Linked DNA regions of Homo sapiens: region 2 is linked to region 1. Evidence: chromatin contacts called from ENCODE Hi-C or POLR2A ChIA-PET data. All regions are on one chromosome and are shown on one strand. The core of a region is the stretch at or near the end of the contact, and the rest is flanking DNA. Distances in the headings are between cores, read along the strand shown. Region 1 overlaps EDC3 (enhancer of mRNA decapping 3). Region 2 holds the start of MPI (mannose phosphate isomerase).

What was found. Hi-C counts contacts between places; a loop is a spot of excess contacts on that map. ChIA-PET counts read pairs that join two places held with the same protein, here RNA polymerase II (POLR2A). Pooled maps may share reads with other maps.
Region 2: a loop to region 1 is called in a pooled map, with 1.8 times the contacts of the local background. The contact joins the promoter of MPI here to the enhancer-like site in region 1. A Hi-C loop is called at or near these places in 1 of 50 pooled maps. POLR2A ChIA-PET finds 5 or more read pairs at or near these places in 3 of 52 experiments (MCF 10A, WTC11 and activated naive CD4-positive, alpha-beta T cell).

What each region holds. Positions count from the first base shown.
Region 1 is chr15:74,650,086-74,657,289 of GRCh38, reverse strand. It overlaps EDC3 (enhancer of mRNA decapping 3), which reads left to right. Exons shown (of 7, transcript NM_025083.5): 4 at 1,222-1,557. Among named protein-coding and RNA genes, the nearest start is that of CLK3, 38 kb to the right of the region's middle. Within about 2 kb of position 3,074, at least 11 of the 41 ENCODE cell types and tissues checked have a DNase peak (open chromatin) inside an H3K27ac peak, as active enhancers do.
Region 2 is chr15:74,884,088-74,891,291 of GRCh38, reverse strand. It overlaps MPI (mannose phosphate isomerase), which reads right to left and starts at 1,250. Exons shown (of 8, transcript NM_002435.3): 1 at 1,203-1,250; 2 at 638-765. The coding sequence starts at 1,218. RefSeq lists enhancers at 924-1,003, 801-1,334, 1,124-1,423, 1,584-1,633.

The sequences.
Region 1 (7,204 bases), core at 1,825-4,324:
CGAACTCTGTGCAGGCCATATGGCAGCATCTAGGTGGGGTGTCTACAACTCCTGAAGCCCCAGAGGATGTGTTATGGTGCTCTTTTAGCTCTGCCATCCACAGATGGCTTAAGTGTTAACAGCTCAGTGGGCCTGCAGCTGCCCTCTGCCAGTGAGGGCAAAGGATCAGTGTGACAGTCTTTTGTATCTGCACTCATGGCTTCTGAGCTTTTGTCCAGTGTCCAGGAAAAATGAGGTCACATGAATGAATTAAAGGATGGTAAATGTGGGTGATTTTATTTTTATTTATGTGGGAAGGGGAGCTGAAAAGGGGACAGTCAGTGGTGGGTAGGTAATTTTCCCCTTAAGTCTGGCTGTCTCCAGCCAAATTCTTCTCCATAGTTACACAGTCAAGCTATCCCTCTGAAGTCAAGCCACTTCTCTCTGACATCCAGCCATAGTCTCCAACATCCAGCTGTTTCTCATCTCTGCTGACTGAGTCTGGGGTCTTTATAGGCACAGGATAGGGTGGGGGCAGAGCCATGGGTGGTTTAAGAAAAGACAACATTCTAGTGGGAAAACAGGGATATAAGTTCTCACTTTGGGCCACAGTCTCAGCCTTTTCAGCTTCAAAGGTGGGGCTTCGCCAGGGACCCGCCTCTAGAATTTCTCTGCCTCCTGCCTCTGTCATTATGTCAAAACCACCATGCTATATTCTTACTCTTCCTCTTGTTTGCTAATAGTAAGTTGTCAGAAAAACTTTTGTCATTACCAGTTTCCTTATGAAGGGGATAACTGGTTAAGATTTCCAGGAGTACTGCTTATTTCATATTCATTAACAAGTTACTTGGGTAATATTTGTTGTTGTTTGTGTGTGTGTGTGTGTGTGTGTGTGTGTGTGTGTTTTGAGACAGATTCTTGCTCTTTGCCCAGGCTGGGGTGCAGTGTCGTGATCATCACTCACTGCAGCCTTGAACTCCTAGGCACAAGCGATCCTCCTGCCTCAGCCTCCCAATGTGGGATTATAGGCGTGAGCCACTGTGCCCAGATTGGGTGATGTTTGAAACCTATTATTGCACATGAGATTTGTTGTTTGTGCTACTTAATATGAGTTTGCAATAGTTACCTTTACCATTTTCACATTGGTTCCTGTAACACTCTCCACAAAAGACTAATGTATTTTCCACGTTCACTGAGCGCTTTCTGTGGATACACTGACTTTAGTCCCTATTTTTTCTCCAGGGTCATCTAGTAGCAGGCACCCAAATCAGGCAACTCCCAAGAAAAGTGGTTTAAAGAATGGCCAGATGAAGAATAAAGATGACGAGTGCTTCGGGGATGATATTGAGGAGATCCCAGACACAGATTTTGATTTTGAAGGGAACCTGGCTCTTTTTGACAAGGCAGCTGTGTTTGAGGAGATTGATACCTATGAAAGGAGAAGTGGTACCCGTTCCCGGGGCATCCCAAATGAAAGGCCCACTCGGTACCGCCATGATGAGAACATCTTGGAGTCCGAGCCCATTGTCTATCGACGGATCATAGTGCCCCACAACGTGAGCAAGGAGTTCTGCACGGGTGAGTTGCATCAGGTCCCACATCCTGCTGGTTGCTGTTGCCTTTCTATTATGCTTGAAACAGAAAGACCTGGCTTCTGAGTCAGAATCTCACACTAGGAATTAATTTAAGTGGCTTGGTGGCTGGCCCGGTATTATTGTCTCTTGGGGATTGCAGCCAATAACAGCATTCTGCCATGGTGGAGGGGTAATTTCTGTAGATGTCTGTGTATATCCTGTATCTGGTAGGATATGGCCTGCCACTTATTTAGTATGCTGTGAGTAACAACTAAAGGCAAAGGGCCTGCTATGTAGATTCAAATATTCAGATCTATTTTCACTTTGGCTTCTCTATTACTGCCCATACATTTCACCAGACTTCAACTCTGTTTTACTAATTATTTGTTGTTGCAAAAAAACAGTTGAAGATGGATGATTGGAATCATTGGCTAAAAATAGAGTTTTAATAAATTACATTTCTTTACTATGCTGTTCTTATCTCCTGTTAGCCCAGGACATTGAAAGTTGGCTAATTTCATGTAACAGTGTAGTGCCTTATGTAGGTCATTGTAGATGATAATCTAGTTCTATTACCTCAGTGATTATTGTTTCTTTTTTTAGCATTAGAACCTTTTCTTCAAACCTATGGCATATAAAACAGATTAAAGCAGTGTGAGAGAGGTAATTCATCACATCCGTGTCCCATCCCTTCCCCTCAAACCACATTACTAACTGGGCCTCTTGGAATATGGTTTGAAAACCATTGTTATTGAATGATCCTAAGAGCTAAAGGGGAAGTCATAATCATTTTAGTAAGTAGAGAAGGAATTGAGTATAATATTTTTATTTTGGTTTGAAGTTTGGAATATAAGGAATATAAATCTTGAATGCTGGTAGCTGCTATAAGGAGAACTGTGGACGCAGCTAATTGCATTTGGAGGAAAGCCAGACATGGCTTTTTTTTTATAGATAATAGTAGGACTCTGTTGTATTTGGTTTCGCTGAGTATAGTAGCTTGCATGTGCTTTCCATGTGAAAAAAAAAAATAGGCCAACTGTCAGGCTAAGAAAGACTGCTAAAAAAAAAACAAGCTGCTGAACTGTGTCAGTCTTTTGCTGGCAGATTCTGGTAGGCATGCCTGTTTATTAAGGTGGTTTCCTTAAGTGGCAGTGACAGTGACACTGTAACTTGCCGAAGTCCTTCGATTTTTAACACCTGTGTAAAGGCAAACAGCCTAGCTCAGAATCGGGTTTAATTTAAATTGCTAGGTTTTAAGCCTTTCAAAGGCAGTTATCATCTGTTAAGTCTGGTACTCCTCCAGATCAGCCAACTATCTACCTCTGACTGCTTCCTTTTTTACTGCCCTCTTTGTAAAAGAAGCTGCTCCTGCTGCTAGCTCTCTATATCTGTAGTCCAAGTGCTGCTGCTGAGGCTGTTGGTTTATGCAGCGTGTGATTTCCCTGGAACTATTTACACTGCAGGATTTTTTTTTTTTTTTTTTGAGACGAAGTCTCACTCTGTTGCCCAAGCTGGAGTGCAATGGCGCAATCTCTGCTCACTGCCAACCTCCACCTCCTGGGTTCAAGCGATTCTCCTGCCTCAGCCTCCTGAGTAGCTGGGACTACAGGTACACACCACCATGCCTGGCTAATTTTTTTGTATTTTTAGTAGAGATGGGGTTTCACTATGTTGGCCAGGCTGGTCTTGAACTCCTGACCTCGTGATCCACCTGCTTTGGCCTCCCAAAGCGCTGGGATTACAGGTGTGAGCCACCGCGCCCAGCCCTACACTGCAGGATTTTTTTAACTTGGGAAGATTATGATCTGCCCTGGAGTCAAGTGGCTAAGAGTGAGAATAACAGTGAGAATCAGGGAGAATTCTCAGAACTAACAGAGCATGAGAAAATATTTACTAACATGGACAAAAGCAGAGGTAGAAATTTTTTTCTGCTACACACTCTGGCTCCCCAACTTGATCTTCACACTTCTTTTGTTTTTAATGACTGAAGTGAAAAGTTCTGTCATATAAAATTATTTTCCTATCAATAAACATACCACAAACCACATGTGCTGGTCCTTAGCCAGAAACTTGGGTGTGGCGTCTTGTGGTATGTAGTGACCAGTTGCACTCCACTGGTTCATGACAATGAGGGGGAAAGAAGCCCAGCAGCTTCATGCCATCTGGTTTTTCTCTTTGTTCTTAACAGTGACAAGGAGTGGAAAGGAAGCCCTTTTGCCAAGCAGCGTCTGTGCTGGAAATAGAGCAAGCAGGCAGTTATCTTACTGAGCAACTTCTTCTACAGGGGGGTTTTCTCTGTGTTCGAGTTCCAAGGCACAATCCTCAAGCAGGTTTTCACTGAGGGGCAGTCAGTGCAGAGCTGGGGACACTTTCTCCATTGGATCTGCTATCCAAATGTTTGGATCAAAAAAGGCAAACTAGAATATATAGGGAAACAGTCTAAAAGCATAAAATGTTAGTGTTAGGTTAGTTGATCACCTAGTATGATTTTTTCATTTTACAGATGAGGACATGAGGCCCAGAGAGGTAAAGGTTTTTTTTTTTTTTTTGGAGACAGAGTCTTGTTTTGTCATCCAGGCTGCAGTGCAGTGGCGTGATCTCAGCTCTCAGCGCACCGCAACCTCTACCTCCCAGGTTCAAGCGATTCTCCTGCCTCAGCCTCCTGAGTAGCTGGGATTACAGGCACCTGCCACCATGCCTGGCTAATTTTTGTATGTTTAGTAGAGACGAGGTTTCACCGTGTTGGCCAGGCTGGTCTCAAACTCCTGGCCTCAAGTGATCTGCCTGCCTTGGCCTCCCAAAGTGCTGGGATTACAGGCGTCAGCCACCACGCCCAGCTGGTAAAGGGTTTTCCATTGGCCAGGTGCAGTGACTCATGCCTGTAATCCCAGCACTTCGGGAGGCCAAGGTGGGAGGATTGCTTGAACTCAGGAGTTCAAGACCAGCCTGGGCAACAAAGTGAGACCCTGTCTCTACAAACAATAGAAAACATTAGCTGGGCACGGTGGCATGTGCCTGTAGTCCCAGCTACTCAGGAGGCTGAAGTAGGAGCGTCTGAGCCCATGAGGTTGCGGCTGCAATGAGCCAAAGTCATGCCACTGTACTCCAGCCTGGGTGACAGAGTCAGACCCTGTCTCAAAAAAAAAACACAAAAACCTTACCCATCACATCTCCTTTTCTCTTCTAAATGTGAATAAAAATGAGGAAAAGGCCAGGCGCAGTGGCTCATGCCTGTAATCCCAGCACTTTGGGGGGCTGAGGCGTGTGGATCACGAGGTCAGGAGATGGAGACCATCCTGGCTAACACGGTGAAACCCCGTCTCTACTAAAAATACAAAAAAATGAGCCGGGCATGGTGGTGGGCGCCTGTAGTCCCAGCTACTTGGGAGGCTGAGGCGGGAGAATGGCGTGAACCTGGGAGGCGGAGCTTGCAGTGAGCGGAGATCGCAGCACTGCACTCCAGCCTGGGTGACAGAGCGAGACTCTGTCTCAAAAAAAAAAAAAAGGAAAAATATAAGAAGAGAAGGGCAGTTTAATGGCAAATAGACTACAGATGATCCTCCAACTTACAATGGTTAGACTTATCATTTTTTGATTCTAGGATGATGTGAAAGCAATAGTCAGTAGAAACTGTAGTTGAAATTATTAATTTAGATCTTTTCCTGAGCTAGCGATATGCAGGTATGATATTCTCTAATGCTGGGCAGCAGCAGGAGTCAAAGCAGTCAGCCGTGCAGTCATGAGAGTAAACAACCAGTATTCTACAGTGTACTGTTTTGCCAGATGATTTTGCCCAACTGTAGGCTAGTGTAAGTGTTCTGAGCAGGTTTAAGGTAGGCTAGGCTGAACTATGATGTTTGTTTGGTAGGTTAGGTGTATTAAATGCATTTTCAACTTAGATATTTTCAATTTATGATGGGTTTATTGGGATAACACTCATTGTAAGTTGAGGGACATCTCTGTAGTCTTTTCTTTAGTACTGCAGTCTCTCAGGAATGGACCAGCAGTTTACAGAAGTAACTTGGAGAGCTCCCGCAGTCTGGCCTTGTGGCATTCATGTCCTAGAATACCAAGTACTTTTGTACTAATCCCCATGGTAGCAAAAGAACAACATATTTATTACCCATTTGGTGATGGCTTGGGATTTAGGATTCTGACAGCTTGCTGCTGGTGCCCTATATATTGACTTCATGCTAAGTGGTGTCAACCAACAGTACATAAGCTATTATTCACTAATTGCTCATACTCCTCTTGGCAGTACTCTTTGCCAGCTGTGTGTGTTGTGATGGGGAACAGTGTTGTTTTAGGTCTATTGATTGGGAAAACACATTCAGGAAGCAACTAAATTTAGCTCTTTGTTTAACCCCAATTTTTTCTCTCTGGAAATTCCTTTCAGGTTCTTTGGCAGGGCTTCTGTCTCCCGCAGTCACGGATCATCAGACATTTCTCTAGCTTGGGCCTGCCCTGCTAAATAATGGTGTCCAGTGATCACACTCTGGATTGGCCAGGGTCTTTCTGGATCCAGACTTGTAATTTGAAATTCTTTGAAGACTGATTCTACGTGCATGTGTTAAGTTTAAATATAAAACACTAGATGTGTGTGAGCACTCTGTGTTCAGTGGTGAGAACTCCCCAAAGAATACTGCTTAGTAAAGTGGTAAGGCTTCAGAGAAGAATCTTTATTCAACACTCATAAGATTCTTTTTTTAATTTTTTTTTAAATTTTATTATTATTTTTTGAGACAGAGTCTTACTCTGGCACCCAGGCTGGAGTGCAGTAGTGCAGTATCAGCTCACTGCAACCTCCACCTACTGAGTTCAAGTGATTCTCCTGCCTTAGCCTCCCATGTAGCTGGGATTACAGGCACACACCACCACACCTGGCAAATTTTTGTATTTTTAGTAGAGATGGGGTTTCACCATATTGGCCAGGCTGGTCTCGAATTCCTGATCTCAGGTGATCTGCCCACCTTGTCCTTCCAAAGTGCTGGGATTACAGGCATGAGCCACCGCGCCTGGCCTAACACTCATGGTATTCTAAAGGAAATACTTTAAGACAGTTTGGGTCAGTCAAAACACTGTGTTTATTATGTTTATTATGTGTAACTGACTCTAAGATAGTCCTTGCCTTTAAGTTATGAAAATGTAATAGGAGATGGAAAGATTCCATATATGCCCAGAGTCCAGTGAAAGTGTGGACATTAAGTGCACTAGGTGTTGAGAGGCAGGAGAGGTCCTGTAGGCTGCATCAAGGAAGGCTTCATGATGGAAGCCTTGAAACATGGGCAGGATTTCACCAGGCAGAGAGAAAGAGGAAGATATTCATGGGTAGGCTAGGCAGGTGCAGGTGAATAGTATGAGTAAAGGGCTGTGTGGGAGACTGGTCATTAGCTGGCTTGGCCAGGGCAGAGAGTTTGTGCTGGGGAGTAGAAGGAACTAAAATATAGCTTTGGACCAGAGCATAGAGGGCCTTGTGTGCCAGTGCTATCCTTGTCCTGTAGTCATAGGGAACAACTGAAGGCTTTTGGATAGGAAAATGACATGATCCAAATCTCTTTTAGGAAGACTGGTCTTGTGGTAGGATTCCAGGTGGAACGAGAGGGGAGAGAAGAGACCAGAGCAGGACCAGTCATGCTCATGATGTAGTTTAC
Region 2 (7,204 bases), core at 1-2,500, 240 kb before region 1:
CACAGGGCAACTGAGTCCTGGGAAAGGCCTCCCAGGTCTGGATACAAATGTTCATGCCATCATGGACATACAGGGAGGCAGTAGACCCAGGCCCTTGTCCAGACTCGGCCTCTAGCCATCTATGAAGACTTGGACTAGTTATTTCCCTTCTTTAGATGTATCTTCTTTGTCTGTCCAAAGAGGAGAATGACATCTGCACTGTCAAGGTAGCAGAAAAACTATGACTCTTAAATGATTCTTTCAGGGGTTAACATACATCTTCCAGTTTCAGAAGCAGAGGCGAAAGCCTTCCTATGCTTTGGCTTTTTCTCCACTAAATAGGCAGGAGAAATATTTTAGGTTAATAAAAATGCAAAAAAATAGTCAAAGTAAAAAAACTTAATTGTCAAAGAGGGCTGAATTAAAATTCACTAAGTGCTAAGAGTGGTTGGGGGAAGGAGAGTGCTGGAAATCCCAGCCTATTATGACAAAACCTCTCTTCTTTTTGATAACACTATCTAGTCCATTAGCCTGAAGAGCCAAGTGGGTCTCCTCCCTCCTTGCTGCCTCACCCTTCCCAGCTGATTCTTATGACTTGCCTCAGGCCCTTTCTCCTGACCTGCGGGTAAAGTGGGCTGAAATACAGCCCGGGGCTCACCTCTGCATAAGGCTTGTCCTCTGCGATCTGGGCCAGTGGATCACTGCTGGCCAACAGCCGCGCCACTTCGCTGTTGGAACCCATCTTCCCCCAGGCATACTGCTGCACCGCACAGGAAAGTGGGAATACTAGGGGCACAGACAGGGTCAGCTGCCACTCCACTCCTCAGGCCCCACCCTAGTGTCCCGGGAAACCAGGCAAGAGCTGGGGGTGCTCACTGGGGACAGAGTCAAATAAGGGTTTTGTAGGCTGTTGGATGAGACCCCCCTCCGCTGCAGGCCTCGATGTTCCCAACTGTCAGATGGGCAGCAGTAAGGACCTTGTGCTGATCTGAGGCAGGGTGGCGGGGAGGGAGCAGAAGGTACCTATCCCACGGCACGACGTCTAGAAGGGCCCCCTCCCCTCGGAGGTCAATCCCCATCGCAGGTGGCCACACCTCTGCCCGGCACCCACCCATCTTTCCGCGGAATGCCAGGAGCGGACTCAACCTGGCCGATAATGCCGGGAGTCGTCCCCAGGACGCGCTCCACGAACACACTCGCCGACACCCCAGCCAATGGCTCACCTCGCGGAGCGGCCATGCTCGCCCCCTGCACCAGGATTAAGCACGTATGCCTTTCCCGGCAGCCCCCGCGGCCCTCTGCGCCCAGAGCTTCACGGGAAATGTAGTTCCCTGAGCGTTCCGCCAGGCCCCGGGGCACCCGTGCCCAGAGGCTTACGGCCGCGATCTTCGGTCTCACTATTCATTCATTCTTTCCATCGCCGGGCACAGATGTACTGAAAACCTGCTAAGTACCACGGACTGTTCTAAGGGCTGGAGGATACATCAGAGAGCAAGATAGCCTTCCCTCTGCCTTTGTAGAGCGCTTACATTCTGGTGAAGGCAAGACAGACAAGTATTGTAAGCAAATCATGTAGTATGTTGAAAGGTCAAGGCCACAAAAAGTAAGGGGGCAGGTGGCAGTGGGAGGCAGTTTGCAGAATATAAAAGGCTGTCTGGGCAAGCCTCTTGAGGAGGTGAGGTTTGAGTCCAGACTTGGCGGTGAGGAAGGCAGGAGTGTTCTGCGGGGAGGAAACAGCCACAGCGGAAGCCAGAGCAAGGCGGGAATGTGGGACTGTGCCGGGCGTGTTGGGGAGGGAACTGCTAGCAAGGAGGCCACTGTGGCTGGAGCAGAGTGAGTAAGACAGGGGCAGTGAGGAGGTCAGAGAAGAGAGGAGGGGGGCAGAGCTTTGCAGGCTATTGCTATTGTGAAGACTTTGGGTTTTACTTCGAGTCTCAGCAATTACAGATTTGAGCAAAGAATTGCTGTGATGTGAGTAGGGACATACTAGTGATGATGATGGTAAATGTCACATGCAAGGCCCTTCACTGCTCTGAGCTTTGTAGAATGGGGTGAATAATGCCAGCCTGACATGCTTGTTGGAGGGTCAGATGGGATGACGTGAGACACCTATAAGGCAGTCAGCTCCCTGTGCTCCTCTGATCCTTCCCGTCCCAGGTGCTGTAGAAAGTCAGAACCCCAACTTCTACTCCAGGCTGAGCTGCTTACAAGTTGCACACACAGAAGTCAGGGGAATTACGAAGAGCTGTGCATAGGGAAGGATGGCCTTGGGCCTTGGCTCTGCAGTAATCTTGGCTATATCCTGTGGTGAAAGGCTTTGACATCCAGACCTTCTCAGTCAACAGCCTCCTAGGAGGAGGACAGTCAGTGGCTCAGGCCTGTAATCCTAGCACCTTAGGAGGCAGAGGCAGAAGGATTGCTTGAGGCTAGGAGCACAACAGTCAAAGCTCCGGGGAACCTGGAATGAGGAGTTACAGTCCTGACTCTACCCTCATCACCCCTGCAATACCCTCATTCCCACAGCCTCTACCATATGTGCCCAGGGGAAAGAGCGGGTGCCGTTTTCCCTGTAATCCTCTGCCCAGGTGTGGGTATCTATCTCACCTCCCCTGGGGTCCTCTGGCTCAAATAAATCAGCTTGCATTTTAAAGGAAGCTTTACCATGCACTAAGGAATAATAAAATGGATAATACAAGACTCATGACAGCCCCCCGCCTGGCCAGCCGCCCCGTCCGGGAGGGAGGTGGGGGGGTCAGCCCCCAGCCCGGCCAGCCGCCCCGTCCGGGAGGTGAGGGGCGCCTCTGCCCGGCCGCCCCTACTGGGAAGTGAGGAGCCCCTCTGCCCAGCCAGCTGCCCCGTCCGGGAGGGAGGTAGGGGGGTCAGCCCCCCGCCCGGCCAGCCACCCCGTCCGGGAGGTGAGGGGCGCCTCTGCCCGGCCGCCCCTACTGGGAAGTGAGGAGCCCCTCTGCCCGGCCACCACCCCGTCTGGGAGGTGTACCCAACAGCTCATTGAGAACGGGCCATGATGACAATGGCAGTTCTGTGGAATAGAAAGGGGGGAAAGGTGGGGGAAAGATTGAGAAATCGGATGGTTGCCGTGTCTGTGTAGAAAGAGGTAGACATGGGAGACTTTTCATTTTGTTCTGTACTAAGAAAAATTCTTCTGCCTTGGGATCCTGTTGATCGGTGACCTTACCCCCAACCCTGTGCTCTCTGAAACATGTGCTGTGTCCACTCAGGGTTAATGGATTAAGGGCGGTGCAAGATGTGCTTTGTTAAACAGACGCTTGAAGGCAGCATGCTCGTTAAGAGTCATCACCACTCCCTAATCTCAAGTACCCAGGGACACAAACACTGCGGAAGGCCGCAGGGTCCTCTGCCTAGGAAGACCAGAGACCTTTGTTCACTTGTTTATCTGCTGACCTTCCCTCCACTGTTGTCCTGTGACCCTGCCAAATCCCCCTCTGCGAGAAACACCCAAGAATGATCAATAAAAAAATAAAAAATAAATAAAAAAAAAAAAGACTCATGAAACAACGTACTCAATACCTCGTGCTTTGGAATACCACTCCTTTCCCTCATCTCCACTACCCAAGTGATATGATTTGGCTCTGTGTCCCCACCCAAATCTCATCTTGAATTGTAATCCCCACATGTTGAGGGAGGGACCTGGTGGGAGGTGATTGGATCATGGGGGTGGTTTCCCCCATGCTGTTCTCATGATAGTGAGTGAGTTCTCCCAAGAGCTGATGGTTTTAAAGTGTGGCACTTTCTCGCTCTCTCTCCTACTGCCATCTAAGATGTGCCTCGCTTCCCCTTTGCCTTCTGTCATGATTATAAGCTCCTGAGGCCTCCCCAGCCATGTAGAACTGTGAGTCAATTAAACCTCCTTTCTTTTTTTTTATTTTTTCTTTTTGAGTATTGAGTCTTGCTCCGTTGCCCAGGCTGGAGTGCAGTGGCATGATCTCAGCTCACTGCAAGCTCTGTTTCCCAGGTTCAAGTGATTCTCCTGCCTCAGCCACCCAAGTAGCTGGGTGCACACCACCATGCCCGGCTAATTTTTGTATTTTTAGTAGAGGCGAGGTTTCACCATTTTGCCCAGGCTGGTCTCGAACTCCTGACCTCAGGTGATCCACCTGCCTTGACTTCCCAAAGTGCTGAGATTACAGGCATGAGCCACCGCGTCAGGCCAAACCTCCTTTTTTTTTTTTTTTTGAGATGGAGTCTCACTCTGTCACCCAGAGTAGAGTGCAGTGGCACGATCTTGGCTCACTGCAACCTCCGCCTCCCGGGTTCAAGCGATTCTCCTGTCTCAGCCTCCCAAATAGCTGGGACTACAGGCACGTGCCACCATGCCCGGCTAATTTTTGTATTTTTAGTAGAGACGGGGTTTCACCATGTTGGCCAGGCTGGTCTCAAAATCCTGACTGCAGGTGATCCACCCACCTCAGCCTCCCAAAGTGCTGGGTTACAGGCATGAGCCACCATGCCTGGCCCAAACCTCCTTTCTTTATAAATTACCCAATTCAGGTAGTATCTTTATAGCAGCATGAAAACGGACTAATACACCAAGCAATAGGAACCTTCTCAGATAAGAACGAGGGACTAATGAGGCTCAAGGAGTTCTTGGAGCACTCCCCACTACCACTACCACAGAAAACAGAGTCAGGGTTATTTGCTCATAGTATCCCTGCAAAGTGAAGGAAGAACTTAGATTGTTGGGAGATACAGACCACCCCCCAACCCCATGCCACCCTCCCCCAATACAGAAAAACTTATCTGTAAGAGAAACTAGGGTGTTTGGAGAACCTAGAACCTTCTACTTCTTCCCTCTTGCTGGTCTATCTTGAGAAAAGAGATTTTATCTGAGGAATGTGCATCCTTTTATATTATCAGGCCCAGAGAGACATTGATATGGAGGACAGACCCTTCTTAGGTGCCCCTCTGGCCCGCAAGTATGGAGATAAAGGGAAAATTTTGAGTCCCTTCAAGGGAGATTTCAGGAACTAGCTAGCCCTGCACCCAGCAATTAGGGAAGTAAATGAATAACCCACCAAGGAAGAAGGTAATAGTAACTTAAGCAGCCACCCAAGTAAGCCAGAGTCACAAGATGTTTAGTTCTCTATAAAAACTAAAGATAGGGGCTGGGCGTGGTGGCTCATGCCTGTAATCCCAGCACTTTGGGAGGCCAAGGCGGGCAGATCATGAGATAGAGTTCAGGAGATCGAGACCATCCTGGTTAACACGATGAAACCCCGTCTCTACTAAAAATACAAAAAATTAGCCGGGCGTGGTGGCAGGCGCCTGTAGTCCCAGCTACTCGGGAGGCTGAGGCAGGAGAATGGCAGTGAGTGGAGATCGTGCCACTGCACCCCAGCCTGGGCGACAGAGCAAGGCTCCGTCTCAAAATAAAAAAAAAAACAAAAAAACAAACAACAACTAAAGACAGAGTGCAGTGGCTCAGGCCTGTAATCCTAGCAGTTTAGGAGGCAGAGGTAGAAGGATGGCTTGAGGCCAGGAGTTCAAGACCAACCTGGCCAACATAGCAAGATCTCATTACTATTTAAAAAAAAATGAAAATAATATCTTGGCCAGGTGCAGTGGCTCACACGTGTAATTCCAACACGTTGGGAGGCCAAGGCGGAGGATAACTTGTGTCCAGGAATTCAAGACCAGCCTGGGCAACATAGCAAGACCCTGTCTCTAAACATACTTTAAAAATTAGCTGAGGGTGGTAGCACATGCCGGTAGTCCCAGCTACTCTGGAGGCTGAGGTGGGAGGATTGCTTGAGCCTGGAAAGTCGAGGCTGCAGTGAACTGTGATTGTACCACTGCACTCCAGCCTGGGTGACAGAGTGAGACTGCATCTCTAAAAACAAATAACACCTTGACATGTCTTCTGGTTTTGTTTTTTTTTTCAGAGATGGGTTCTCTCTGTGTCATCCAGGCCTACTGCAGCCTCGAACTCCTGGGCTCAAGCTATCCTTTCATCTCAACCTCCTGAGTAGCTAGGACTATAAGCACATGCCACCACACCTGACTAATTTTTAAATTTTTTGTAAAGACGGGAGGTTCTTGCTATGTTGCCTAGGCTGGTCTTGAACTCCTGGGCTCAAGCTGTTCTCCTGCCTCAGTCTCCCAAAGTGCTGGGATTCCAGACTCCTACCAGATGGAAAATGCCCACTGCTGTCACATTGACCTCAGATAAGGGGGAACTGAAGACTGAACTCTGACCACCATCCTTTTTTCCAAATTATTCCTGAGGGATGTGGAGAGAGTCACACCCACGGGCCAAACCTTAGCATTCCTTTCTGCTGACACCAAGTTTTTAGACAAAGCCTTGCTTCCTTAGCCAATTACAAATCAAAGAATCTCTGAATTCACATGAGCCCCTGCTTCAAGATATCCCACTTTTTTGGGGCAAACCAATGTGTAACCTCTATGTATCGATTTACAATTTTGCTTTCCTGAAATGTGCCCCTTCTTTTAAAAACCCTTGCTTGTAAGCCATTGTGGAGTTCAGGTCTTAAGCATTAGCTGCCTGATTCTCCTTGCTTGGCACCTGCAATAAATTATCTCACTTTCTTTTGCTGCAAGTCCTGGTGTCGCTGTTTGGCATTTTTTTTTTGTTTGTTTGTTTGTTTTTACTTTGAGACAGAGTCTTGCTCTGTTGCCCAGGCTGGAGTGCAGTGGCACAGTTACAGCTCACTGCAGCCTCTACTTCCAAGACTCAAGTGATCCTCCCACCTCAGCCTCTTGAGTAGCTGAGATTATAGGCACATGCCATCACGCCTGCTTATTTTTTAAGAGATTGGGTCTCACTATGTGGCCAGGCTGGTCTTGAACTCCTGGCCTCAAGTGATCCTCCTGTCTCAGCCACCCAAAGTGCTGGGAGTATAGGCATGAACCACTGTGCCTGGCCAGTGTTTGGCTTTTTCTGCACACTAGGAAAGCAGATCCAAGGTCAATTCAGTAACAACATTAAAATGAGACAGCAACCACATTCTACTTCCTTCCTTTTGAGCTATTTATTTATCTCTTGAAACTGCTTGCTATTGCCACAACTAGGTATAAATTAACCTAATAATACCACAATGGACACTGTAACCCATACCCTACAGCTTAACAATGTATGGCCAATCACTAATCAGTGCTAATTCAGTAAACCAATGAGAATTCCTGACAAAAGACTGTATCAGCCCACTCCTTGTCCCTGCATTTTACC